2 separate regions of the Homo sapiens genome follow, and region 1 is linked to region 2. Evidence: chromatin contacts called from ENCODE Hi-C or POLR2A ChIA-PET data. All regions are on one chromosome and are shown on one strand. The core of a region is the stretch at or near the end of the contact, and the rest is flanking DNA. Distances in the headings are between cores, read along the strand shown.

Region 1 (5,980 bases), core at 1,515-4,014, 200 kb before region 2:
TGACAAGTAGGCTCCGCATTGTATGAATACAACAGGCAATTGCTACCTTTACAAGAAATATCTGTGCCACATATGGCACAATATAGAGCAAAATATACACACACACACACACACGTATCATATGCTGGCCACAGTGTCACATAATTTCACATACAATTTTGCATTTAATTCTCATAATACTATCAAACAGGCATTTACTAGCTTCATTTACATACATGTGGAAACTGAGGCTCAGAGTAAATTAAATGTTTATGTCCTGTTGTGACCTAAGTCACAGTGTACCCTTAATTTTAGTTCTAACTTGAAACCTCATTTTCCCCCGCACTCGCCATGTTACCATGTGTGCCTGCACATGGATATTCTTATACCCTTCCCCTTGTAAACAAATGGTAGCATACTGTTTTACATCTTCCTTTTCCATTTAACACTATCAACTAGAGGCTGGGAGTGGTGGCTCATGCCTGTAATCCCAGTACTTTGGGAAGCTGAGGCAGGCGGATCACGAGGTCAGGAGATCAAGACCATCCTGGCTAACACGGTGAAACCCCGTCTCTACTAAAAATACAAAAAATTAGCTGGGCGTGGTGGCGGGCGCCTGTAGTCCCAGCTACTCGGGAGGCTGAGGCAGGAGAATGACGTGAACCCGGGAGGCAGAGCTTGCAGTGAGCCCAGATCGTGCCACTGCACTCCAGCCTGGGCGACAGAGTGAGATTCCGTCTCAAAAAAACAACAAAAACCAAAAAAACACTATCAACTAGAATTACAAATACATACTCCCTTTGTTACATTTTGGAATTTATCCTGCAGATATACTTGCATACATGTGAAATGACTTTTGTAATAAGGTTATTCTTATACTTATGAAAATTCTGCATTACAAATTTGTTAAAATTCTGTAGCATTGAATGTAATGGCAAACTGTTAGAAGTAACTTAAATGTTCATTAATGGAGGACTAATTAAATATAATACTATGGAATACTACTCTGCTGGAAAGAAAAGGGTGAGTAATGGTGTAGAAAGATATCTCAAATATAAAAGTCAGCAAAAATGTAAAAGATGGATAGTATCCACTACACCTAACAATTAAGGAGATGCACACTTTCATACACATTTGGGTGAGAGCACATGTGGGGTAGAGCCTTTTATAAGAGTGCTTGAGCAACAGTTTTCAAAATAAAATACGCCATTATGTTTTGACCCAGCAACTCCATTATCTATCCTAGAAAAATATGCTTACATATGTGAAAAGATGCAAGTATAATGATTTTCTTTACAGTATTATCTGCAATATTACACAACTGGAAATAACCTAAACAATCTTCAACCAAGAAAGGATGAAATAAATAATGCAGTATCTATACACTGGAACACAAAGCACTTGTTAAACAGAATGCAACAGATCTTTATGCTGACTTTAAAAAATAACCATGAATATTCTTCCACTGAAATATAAATTGCAGAACAATATATCTAACATTGTATATATAAAATCAGAAAAAAGGTAAAAATAAGAAGCCGCCCCCCTGCATACAAACACACACACAAGTATTCTATATGCTATTCCATTTCTATCATAGCTTTAGGTACTTTGAAAAGTTATTACAGGTAAGGGAAAAAAATACAGAATTTAAATATGCCAAGCACATTTTTGTGATGGTCCAAAACAATTACCAAAATTCTGAGGCTTTCATTTTCTAATGATGAACTCAATTCATGAATTTGTTTCAATAATGATACCAAAATGTAACATATATGAGCCTAAATGGAAAGACAAAATCTGAAATACATCATTACAATAAAGTCTTGCTAATAAAATAATCCAAGTGATATTTTAGTACTAAAATTTATGGGACTGACCAGCTATGCATGGATAATGGTTGTTTATTTACTTGAAAGAAAATAATAAATATCTCATATCATACCTAACAGTATCCTGCATATACAGAGAGCTTAGTACATAAATAGGAAAAAGCAATGTAAGAAACAGAAATTGTGTAATATAGAAACTCAAACTGAATCATGTGATAACAGGCACATGCTTTGGGGGTGAGTGAATGAGAATTTTTCTATTTGGTATACGAAGGAAAGCAGAAAGCTAACAAACAGAGGTAAATACTATCCTTAAAGCGAATATAAAAAATATACTCACATATAATAAGGGATGAATTAAAATCAAATTTTATTCTTAAAGTTTCACTCTTAGCAGAACTGGATAGTATCACTGTTGACTTTTAAAGCAATAAAACTGACGCTGACTTGAGATGAAGGGATGAAAAATGAAGAAAGTATCACTATAGAACATAAAATAGCAGAAAGCAAGCATCAGTTCAGAAGTCAGGAACATGGAATAAATAGGACAAAGTTCTGTGCTTTGTGAACCTTCCCCCTTTATTGAGGAATGGCATTTTCTGACACATAATTACTCCCACAGAGGAAATGCTTTTCCATAACCTCTTCTTCAAAATTACAAAGAGCTGAGAATTACACAGTAAATTTCTGGCAGTTAACTTGGAGAGACTGTTGCTTGGAGCTGCTGCACCCAAACACTGAGCTTCTCAGCAAACGGCCTGCTGCAGCCCGTAAACTGATCTCTGTGGAGGCCTCACCGAGAGACCCACACGCTCTGCAGCTCAGTGCCAACAGCCTTTCAATGCTCCAAAGCTTCACTTGCAACTCTGCATAAATTGCCAGTTTCTCTTGGCTCCAGAGACAGCTTCACCTGCAGGGTTTCACTTTTCTGTCTGACACCTTAATGTTGATTTTCCTACGCACTACAAAAGAGCCCTCTCCAGTGCTTCTCACACAATTACACAATCACTCTATTGTAAGTCAGAAGAGGATTAATGATTGAGTTTTATTTGATTATAGTCTTGATTAATCCTGACTTTGTTTAATTTGTGACCTTTGCTGGAATCCCAAGGGCTGGGAATTAGAAAATGCACACTGTACCACTGTACTCCGAACAGTTTGAGCTTGCCAATTTATTTCATGCCTCATTAGCCACAAAAGCTATAAAATTTTAGTCCAAAAACAGTTCCACATTTTTTCAGAGTACGGGTACAAAATTTTGTATGAGCTTTTCATTTTGATTTAAATACAGTAAGCCAATAATTAAGTCTACCCTAGTTATACCCATAGGGTTCTAATTCCAACTGGCAGGTATCTCAGCAAAATACCAAACCCCAGGCAAGTCACATCATGATGCAGCTGCCCTGATTTCCCAAGGCTCAGATTTAGTTTTTGTGAAGGGCAGAAAAAATAAAATCTGCTTTTAAAAAATCCTCCCAAATTACAATATTCCTTGATAAACAAATCTTAAAATAGATATCACATCATGGAAATTTTAGTTCTAACTTGAAAGCTCATATATACTTATTTACTATTTGAGAATAGTATTTGTAAATTTTTAGTTATTTACTATTTCAGGATTAGGTCTTTTAAAACATTTTTATAAATAATTTACAATATACACATGCTACATAAAATATTTACCTTTTAGAGTTCCCAGAATCAGCAAATTATTTATGAGAAACTATAGAAGAAGCCCCTTTATGTGACACTCAAGTCTGCTAGGTGATTAACTAAAATATTTCTTAAAGAATAAAGAAAGTATATAGAGAGTGTTTTGCTGCTTTGAAGCTGCTTTGCTGGTTTTTCATTTAGACGAGATCCAAAGATCACCATATAATCTGATGACTTAGGTTCAGTATTGTCTTTTTCACATCCTTTTCAGCTCTGGTTGTGTGAAAGTGGGGCTAGTCAGTATGCAGACATTTGAAATACAATGCCAATTTCAAACTGTGAGGTTTCAAAAAGTCTCCCAATATTCAGTAACTGTTAACCTAATTCAACAGCAGCAATTTTTTTTTGGATTTACTTTTTTTAAAATTATACTTTAAGTTCTGGGATACACGTGCAGAACGTGCAGGTTTGTTACATAGGTATACATGTGCCATGGTGGTTTGCTGCACCCATCAACCCATCATCTACATTAGGTATTTCTCCTAATGCTATCCCTTTCCTAGCCCCTGATCCCCCGACAGGCCGTGTGTGATGTTCCCCTCCCTGTGTCCATGTGTTCTCACGGTTCAGCTCCCACTTATGAGTGAGAACATGCGGTGTTTGGTTTTCTGTTCCTGTGTTAGTTTGCTGAGAATGATGGTTTCCAGCTTCATCCATGTCCCTGCAAAGGACATGAACTCATCCTTTTTTATGGCTGCATAGTATTCCATGGTGTATATGTTACACATTTTCTTTTTTTTTTTTTTTCGTTTTTGAGACAGAGTTTCTCTCTTGTTGCCCAGGGTGGAGTGCAATGGCATGACCTCGGCTCACTGCAACCTCTGCCTCCTGGATTCAAGCGATTCTCCTGTCTCAGCCTCCTGAGTAGCTGGGATTACAGGTGCCTGCCACTACACCCAGCTAATTTTTGGTATTTTTAGTAGAGATGGGGTTTCACCATGTTGGCCAGGCTGGTCTTGAACTCCTGACCTCAGGTGATCCACCCGCCTCGGCCTCCCAAAGTGCTGGGATTACAGGCATGAGCCGCCATGCCTGGCCACGTGCCACATTTTCTTTATCCAGTCTATCATTGATGGGCATTTGGTTTGGTTCCAAGTCTTTGCTATTGTGAACAGTGCTGCAATAAACATACGTGTGCATGTGTCTTTATAGCAGCATGATTTATAATCCTTTGGGTATATATCCAGTAATGGGATTGCTGGGTCAAATGGTATTTCTGGTTCTAGATCCTTGAGGAATCGCCACAGTGTCTTCCACAATGGTTGAACTAATTTACACTCCCACCAACAGTATAAAAGCGTTCCTATTTTTCCAAATCCTCTCCCGCATTAACAACAGCAATTTTGAAATGACTTACCTGCATCCCTTTTCCAAAACATTTTGCTTTATTTCACAGAGATATTTTTTCATATGAGTATGTCATTGGTTTCTTATAATAATAAAAATATATAATTAAAATATCAAGAATAGCTGGAATAAATAACTTTTCAGCAATAATACAACTAAACAGGTTAACAGAGCCATGCCTGGTATATGTGACAGTAATCTAGTAGCTTTTTCAGCATGCTCTGAGCAAAAATTGGCATGGTTAACAGAGAAAAGAAAGTCTCAACCTGACAAGTAGTTATGAATTAAGTGGAAGGTGGTTTAAAAAGCTTCTCATATATTTAATAGTGTTCACTGCTCAGTTAGCCTAAAAGTGCCCATTAGCTATAAAAAGATGTTTACCAGCCGGGCGCGGTGGCTCAAGCCAGTAATCCCAGCACTTTGGGAGGCCGAGGCGGGTGGATCACGAGGTCAGGAGATCAAGACCATCTGCCTAACACGGTGAAACCCCATTTCTACTAAAAATACAAAAAATTAGTCGGGCGTGATGGCATGCACCTGTAGTCCCAGCTGCTGGGGGAGGCTGAGGCAGGGGAATGGCTCACTGGAGGTGGAGCTTGCAGTGAGCCAAGGCTGCACCACTGCACTCCAGCCTGGGCGACAGAGTGAGACTCCGTCTCAAAAAAAAAAAATGTTTACCATTTCATACTGTAAATTCACGTTTCTAGAAATGATATTATTGTTATCAGTTTTGTAAAGTGATGAAACACCCATGATTCACTTCACTGTCTTTCTATGAACTCAATTATACCATCGGTCCCACCTTGTCTCTTCTTTCCTCTCTCTCGCTCTCTCTCTCTCTGGCTTTCTCTCTCTCTAATGTGCCATTCAGAAATAAAACTAGTAAAAAAATAAGTCTGAGAATAAATTTGGGAAGAGGCACAACTTCATGTTTTAAAATCCTGTAGATCCGCCCACCTCGGCCTCCAAAAGTGCGGATCCCCTGAGGTCAGGAGTTCGAGACCAGCCTGGCCAACATGGTGAAACCCCGTCTCTACTAAAAATACAAAAATTAGCTAGGCGTTGTGGCGGGCACCTGTAATCCCAGATACTTGGGAGGCTGAGGCAGG
Region 2 (6,096 bases), core at 3,592-6,091:
AAAATTCTCAATTATAAAAGCAAAACAACAATAATTATCTTGTCTAACCCATGCCATTACTATGAAGAGCAAATAAAACAATAAAGATCAAATCAAATCAAAGTGCTATAAACTGTAAGGTGTTTCGAAATTTTTTAACCCACTGAATTTAAATTTCCCTCCATGGCTGGACACAGTGGCTCCTGCCTATAATTCTTGTGCTTTGGGGGCTGAGGCAGGAGGACTGCTTGAAGCCAGGAGTTCAAGAACATCCTGGGCAACATAGTGAGACCCTGTCTCTACAAAAAATACAAATTAAAAAATCAGCCAGGAGAGGTGGCCTGCATCTGTAGTCCTAGCTACTCAAGATGCTGAAGTGGGAGGATCACCTGAGCCCAGAAGTTCAAGGTTACAGTGAGCTATGATCAAGGCACTGCACTACAGCCTGAATGACAAAGTGAAACCTTGTCGCAAAAAAAAAATAATAAATTAATAAAAAAATGTCCCTCCATATTCAGATGAGAACAGAATTAAACACCTAGTCATAAAAACCTTAGGAAGTTGTTATTATCATTATCCTCATTTTATAGATGAGGAAATGGAGGCTTAAAGAAGTAAAGTAACTCCTGAATGGATGCGGTGGCTCACACCTGTAATCCCAGCACTTTGGGTGGCTGAGGAGGACAGATCACCTGAGGTCGGGAGTTCGAGACCAGCCTGACCAACAGGGAGAAACCCCATCTCTACTAAAAATACAGAATTAGCCAGGTGTGGTGGCACATGCCTATAATCCCAGCTACTCGGGAGGCTGTGGCAGGAGAATCGCTTGAACCCAGGAGGCGAGGTTGTGGTGAGCCAAGATTGTGCTATTGCACTCCAGCCTGGGCAACAAGAGCAAAACTCCATCTCACACACACACACACACACACACACACACACACACACACACACACACACACACACACAAAGAAGAAGTAAAGTAACTCCTCTAAGGTCACACAACTAGTAAAGGTAGAGGGCTGGTTTTCAAGCCTATGTCTGACACCAAAGACCATGCTTTTAACCACTATATTACTAAATCCAGACCACCTCTGTGAAAGTCATCAGATTAAAAGAGATGGTTACAAAACGGGAGCGATTCCATATATACTGTACCTTGTATAACACCAGAGGGCCTTAGTCCATGTACCCTGAATAGGGAAAAAAAAAACAAAAAAAACAAAACAAAACAAAAAACAAACAGATCTTTTCACATGTAACTGTTTTCCTTAAAGGATTTTTAAAATTTTTTAAACTCCAGGCTAGGCACAGTGGCTCACGCCTGTAATCCGAGCACTTTGGGAGGCAGAGGCAGGAGGATTGCTTGAGCTCAGGAGTCCCAGACCAGCCTAGGCAACACAGTGAGACTCTGTCTCTGCAAAAAGTTTTAAAAATTAGCCAGGTGTGGTGGCACATGCCTATAAGTCTTGGCTACTCAGGAGGCTGAGGCAGGAGAAGCGTTTGATCCCAGGAGTTCCAGGCTGCAATGAGCTATTAATATAATCATGCCACTGCACTCCAGCTTGGGTGACAGAGTAAGATTCTATCTCTAAAAATAAAAATGAAAGAAAAACTCCATGCTCCATGTTCTTTTTTCATATATACTTAATTTAGTAATCCGAGTGTTAGATCGAAGTCTGGGATAGCTGCAGAAAAGATGAAATCAACTAAGAGCAAATTATAGAAACACATGAAAACTTTCAAAGAGCTGGTATAAACTGCCTTTTACTGGGCTCTAACACTGGCAAGTTACATTGGAAAAGGTGACTCTTGTCAAGTGCCACCAGAGTAATTTTTTAAGCAATGCTAATAAATAGACATATTACATTCTTAAAATCATCCCAAATTCCAAAGAAAGTTAGCTTTCATTCTTTTATCTTTTATGATGAGATGGTTCTATTTGCGCAGTGGCCCTAGTAACTTACAGAAATAATCACTGAGACTCAGCTACTCCTGCAATGGCTAAAAACTAAAAACCATTCATGAATGACAATAAATACAATCTATTCTCTATGGTACAAGAAACCAATCACAAGCCCATCTGGGTGAGACCTGGCTAATAAGAATATTATTTGAGGGGGGTACAAAGAGAAGCATGGATTGCCAAGGGGGAAAAGTCATTTATTAGACTGTGACAAGCTTTTAAATGTTTGCATTATCATTAACCAACTGCTTGGTTCTCTGGTTTGTACACCTGCCACCTCCATCCAAAGCTATTACAGTAGCAAACTTGGAAGTGCGGCTGACCTCTAGAACACTGGCACCCTCTTCTGACCCTTTTGCTGTATTGCATGCACTCAAGCTACTGAAGTGAAAAACGATTAATAAAGCTATTACATTTTAAAATAACTTAAAGAGTGTAATTGGATTGTTTGTAACTCAAAGGATACACGATTGAGGGGATGGATACCGCCATTCTCCATAATTTATTTTCACATTGTATGCCTGTATTAAATATCTCACATACCCCATAAATATATATACCTACTATGCACCCACAAAAAATTTTTAAAATAAAGCTATAAATGAATAACTTTGCAGGTAACATTATCTAGATGATTTCATATTTATAATTCCCTGAATAAACCTAAGTTTAGCTTAATAAAAGTAAGAAAATGCAGATCATCTAAATACTATGTTCTCTTAACATCTCAACAGTATATGCATTAGTTGATTTTATTAGAAGAATTATAAAATGATAACAATGACGAATGTACAAAGACTTTACTATGTGCCAGACACTGGCAGTAAATAAACGAGTTTAATTCTAACAACAAACTTATGAGTTAAGCACTACTATTCTCTTCACCTTACAGACGTGAAAAGTGAAGTGTAAGGAAGTTGAATACGTTCCCAGGATCACGCGACTCATAGTAAGTGGTAAAGATGGAAGTCCAAACTCAGTAAACATGACTCTAGAGCCAAAGCCTTAGCCACTACTGCATCTCATGATTTTATACCCAAATATCTCTGTGAGGTAGAATGGAGCTGACATCATAACAAAATGAAACATAACTAAAATAGAAAAAGTGTAAGTTATAAGAAAAATGACAAACATGTCAGCTAAAATCTCCCATTTTTAACAAAGCCCCAAATTGTACAGATAAAAATATTACATGAAACAGTTTAGGTTCCTTCTTCATTCTTCCTTATTGGAAGATTCTTGTCTTCTAAGACTATGAGGTTTTTATTCTTTCTTTTCCTCCTCATTCCTTTTTTCCACCAAATTATGTTCTTATTTTTCTTTAAAGAAAAAAAGCTAATCTACATCATATGCTTTATGTTTCTTCTATAAAGCAAAACTACTTATCTATTCTTAAATTATCTATTTCACTGCAACCTTTAAAAAATATTTATATTAAGACAGTAAATCCACATGGTATCATCAACTCTTTCTCTTCGATCATTGAAAGTAAGATAGATAAGAATCGATCTGGGATTATTTAGCAAATACACTAAATATCTATCTGAAGTCATATACCTATCTGAAGATGGTGGATACCTAACTGAAGTCATAGCCAATAGTCTAGATCATCTTCCAAGATTTTGAAAAACACTGCCCGGGCATGGTGGCTCATGCCTGTAATCCCAGCACTTTGGGAGGCAGAGGCGGGCGGATCAAGAGGTCAGGAGTTCGAGACCAGCCTGGCCAATATGGTGAAACCCCATCTCCACTAAAAATACAAAAATTAGCCAGGCTTGGTGGCATGCGCCTATAATCCCAGCTACTCAGGAGGCTGAGGCAGGAGAATCACCTGAATCCAGGAGGCGGAGGTAGTGGTGAGCCAAGATCACGCCAAGCCAAGATCACACCACTGCACTCCAGCCTGGGCAACAGAGCGAGAGGCCATCTCAAAAAAAAAAAAAAAATTCTAAAAACACTAACTTTATTTTCAAACAGGATATGAAGACACATTGTCTAATAATCTGTGGTTTAAAATTAGACTATCTAGAACTTTAACAGATTCCAGTTTCCTATATACAGTTATTCATAATATCACAACTTAAAGACACTTAAATGTACTCCAAACACAGTGTAACCAAGCTCATTGTCATTCATGACTAGAAAATTCACCAGGGGTTGAACTGAAGCTTCTAAATCAATGATTTCTCTTTTACAATTATCCTTTTATTTTTAATACTGTCAGAGTATACTTTGAAGTACAGACTTGGCAAAAGTTTAAAGAATTAAAAACATAAACTGCACCTGTTTTAACTTGTTAGATCTAAGAACAACTGAAATAAGATGGTTACATTTTAGCACAGTGACTGATCACGCTGCTGAAGAATTAATCATAACATTACTCATATTTCCCAATTCTAAACATAACAAAAACAGCACAGGTAACGCTTATGAAAAGGTGCCAAGAAACCAACTCCCCACAAATCCCAGAATTGTTTCTACCTCAGTCTGCAGGATGGCAGCCCTCTGCTCCTTAGCAGTCAAGGACTCCTTCAACACTTCAATGTGCTGTTTACTATCTGAGAACTGGTTTGTGAGTGTTTCTAGCTTTGTCTGCAGGGCGAGTAGTTCTGTGTCCTTTCTGGACAGCTCCTGTTTCACCTGGCCAATCTAGAAAAGAAGTAAAACACTTTAAGGAAAAAAGAAATAAAACAAACACCTCTTATCTGTATCTTTCACAGATCTGAGTCACAAAATATGAAACTAAATGCAGCACGAACTGTGTGATAGGTCATATTCATCTTTTTGCATGACATAACCTTGGATCTCCCCAACCCTGAGCCAAAAAAAACCACTAAACTTATTCAACCAATAGGGAAATGTCCAGTTTTCATTTATTGTGTCTTCTAAATATTCTTTGAAACCTCTTAGAAAGGGAATGGAGGGAAAGGAAATTCCAATTCAATTAGATGACTATGAGACAGCAGTAAGCAACTGAACACCACTGTACTGATGAAATGGTTTTCATTTTTCTAGGTGAGACCTCTTCAGAACATGATGGATCAAATGCAGGATGAGTGCAGATATAACAAAAAAGGTTTTAGAAACCTCCTAGTACTATTTAAAATTCAAAATCTGCTGCTGTTGTGCTAATTTTTCACTGTTATCTTTTTCATTCTCAAAAGTTTGCATAAAATTCTTATCTTAAAAAGCCACTTTTAATGTTATACATAACATGGTTTTGTAAAATCCTATAATTTGATGTTATGTGTATTGATTAATTTCTCTCTTAACATTGAAAGTATTTTCTTTCTAACACCTTCTTTACATTCCTGTTTTCTAAGAATTTTAAAAATAGTTTTTTACCCTAAATGGAAGCCATGTAAACAGAAATTACATCTCCTTTTAAATTATGTCTACCACCTAACAAGGAACTAAAAAAGATACTAATTATTGGAAGTATACATTTGACAAGTCAGTAATTTCGGTGTCACTGATGAAACAAAAAGTTATCTTTTCATTTTCAAAAACTTGAATGTATCTAAAGTATTGTAATTGTAATAATCTTAGGTATAAGGGATAAAGCTTTTGAGAACAATTTCCCATGAAGAAATAAATTTCACATTAATTAAAATTAGACCTTTGAGGAACACCAAAAATAAATTTCCAATTTAGCCTTCTGTTTCAAAAAAGATTAAGTATTTTTCTCATATGCATAAAATCTCTTTTTAGAGATATAGTTATTCATTCATTCAACAAATATTTCTGTATGCTTATTGTATACAAAGTACCTGAGGATACTAAAAACATCAGTGGAAGATAATTTTAAACGGTGGCTATATTCATCCTGCAAAATAGTATGTACCCAAGAGTTAGCACACACTGTAACAACGTGGAGTCTTTTATGATATCCCTTCACCAATAAAAACAACCCATTAACACTATTCCATTCCCTAACACACTGATTGTAACAAAAACACATTTGTTGTATGAATGAATATTTTGGGGGATGTTCAAAGTGTTACCATTTTCTCAGCTAAAGAACTATGACTAAGATTATTCAAATTTCCAGCTACCTCCAATCACGTGGTCAAAAATAAATATAAAAATCTGTTTCGTCATCATCTGCATTATTAAGTAAGCTTCAAATAATGCTATATTGACCTTAAAGACTA

Evidence for each region. Hi-C counts contacts between places; a loop is a spot of excess contacts on that map. ChIA-PET counts read pairs that join two places held with the same protein, here RNA polymerase II (POLR2A). Pooled maps may share reads with other maps.
Region 1: a map of OCI-LY7 shows a loop between it and region 2 (4-fold over the local background). The contact joins two enhancer-like sites. A Hi-C loop is called at or near these places in 2 of 168 maps with a recorded cell type or tissue (OCI-LY7 and PC-3) and 6 of 50 pooled maps. POLR2A ChIA-PET finds 5 or more read pairs at or near these places in 1 of 52 experiments (activated T-cell).

The regions. Positions count from the first base shown.
Region 1 is chr12:1,315,460-1,321,439 of GRCh38, reverse strand. The region is part of intron 15 of ERC1 (ELKS/RAB6-interacting/CAST family member 1); the gene reads right to left. Among named protein-coding and RNA genes, the nearest start is that of LINC00942, 180 kb to the left of the region's middle. Within about 2 kb of position 2,764, at least 10 of the 41 ENCODE cell types and tissues checked have a DNase peak (open chromatin) inside an H3K27ac peak, as active enhancers do.
Region 2 is chr12:1,114,361-1,120,456 of GRCh38, reverse strand. It overlaps ERC1 (ELKS/RAB6-interacting/CAST family member 1), which reads right to left. Exons shown (of 19, transcript NM_178040.4): 7 at 4,424-4,591. It overlaps LOC124902857 (a long non-coding RNA gene), which reads left to right. Exons shown (of 3, transcript XR_007063157.1): 2 at 2,835-2,891; 3 at 4,958-5,043. Among named protein-coding and RNA genes, the nearest start is that of ERC1, 130 kb to the right of the region's middle. RefSeq lists an enhancer at 3,858-5,057. Within about 2 kb of position 4,841, at least 6 of the 41 ENCODE cell types and tissues checked have a DNase peak (open chromatin) inside an H3K27ac peak, as active enhancers do.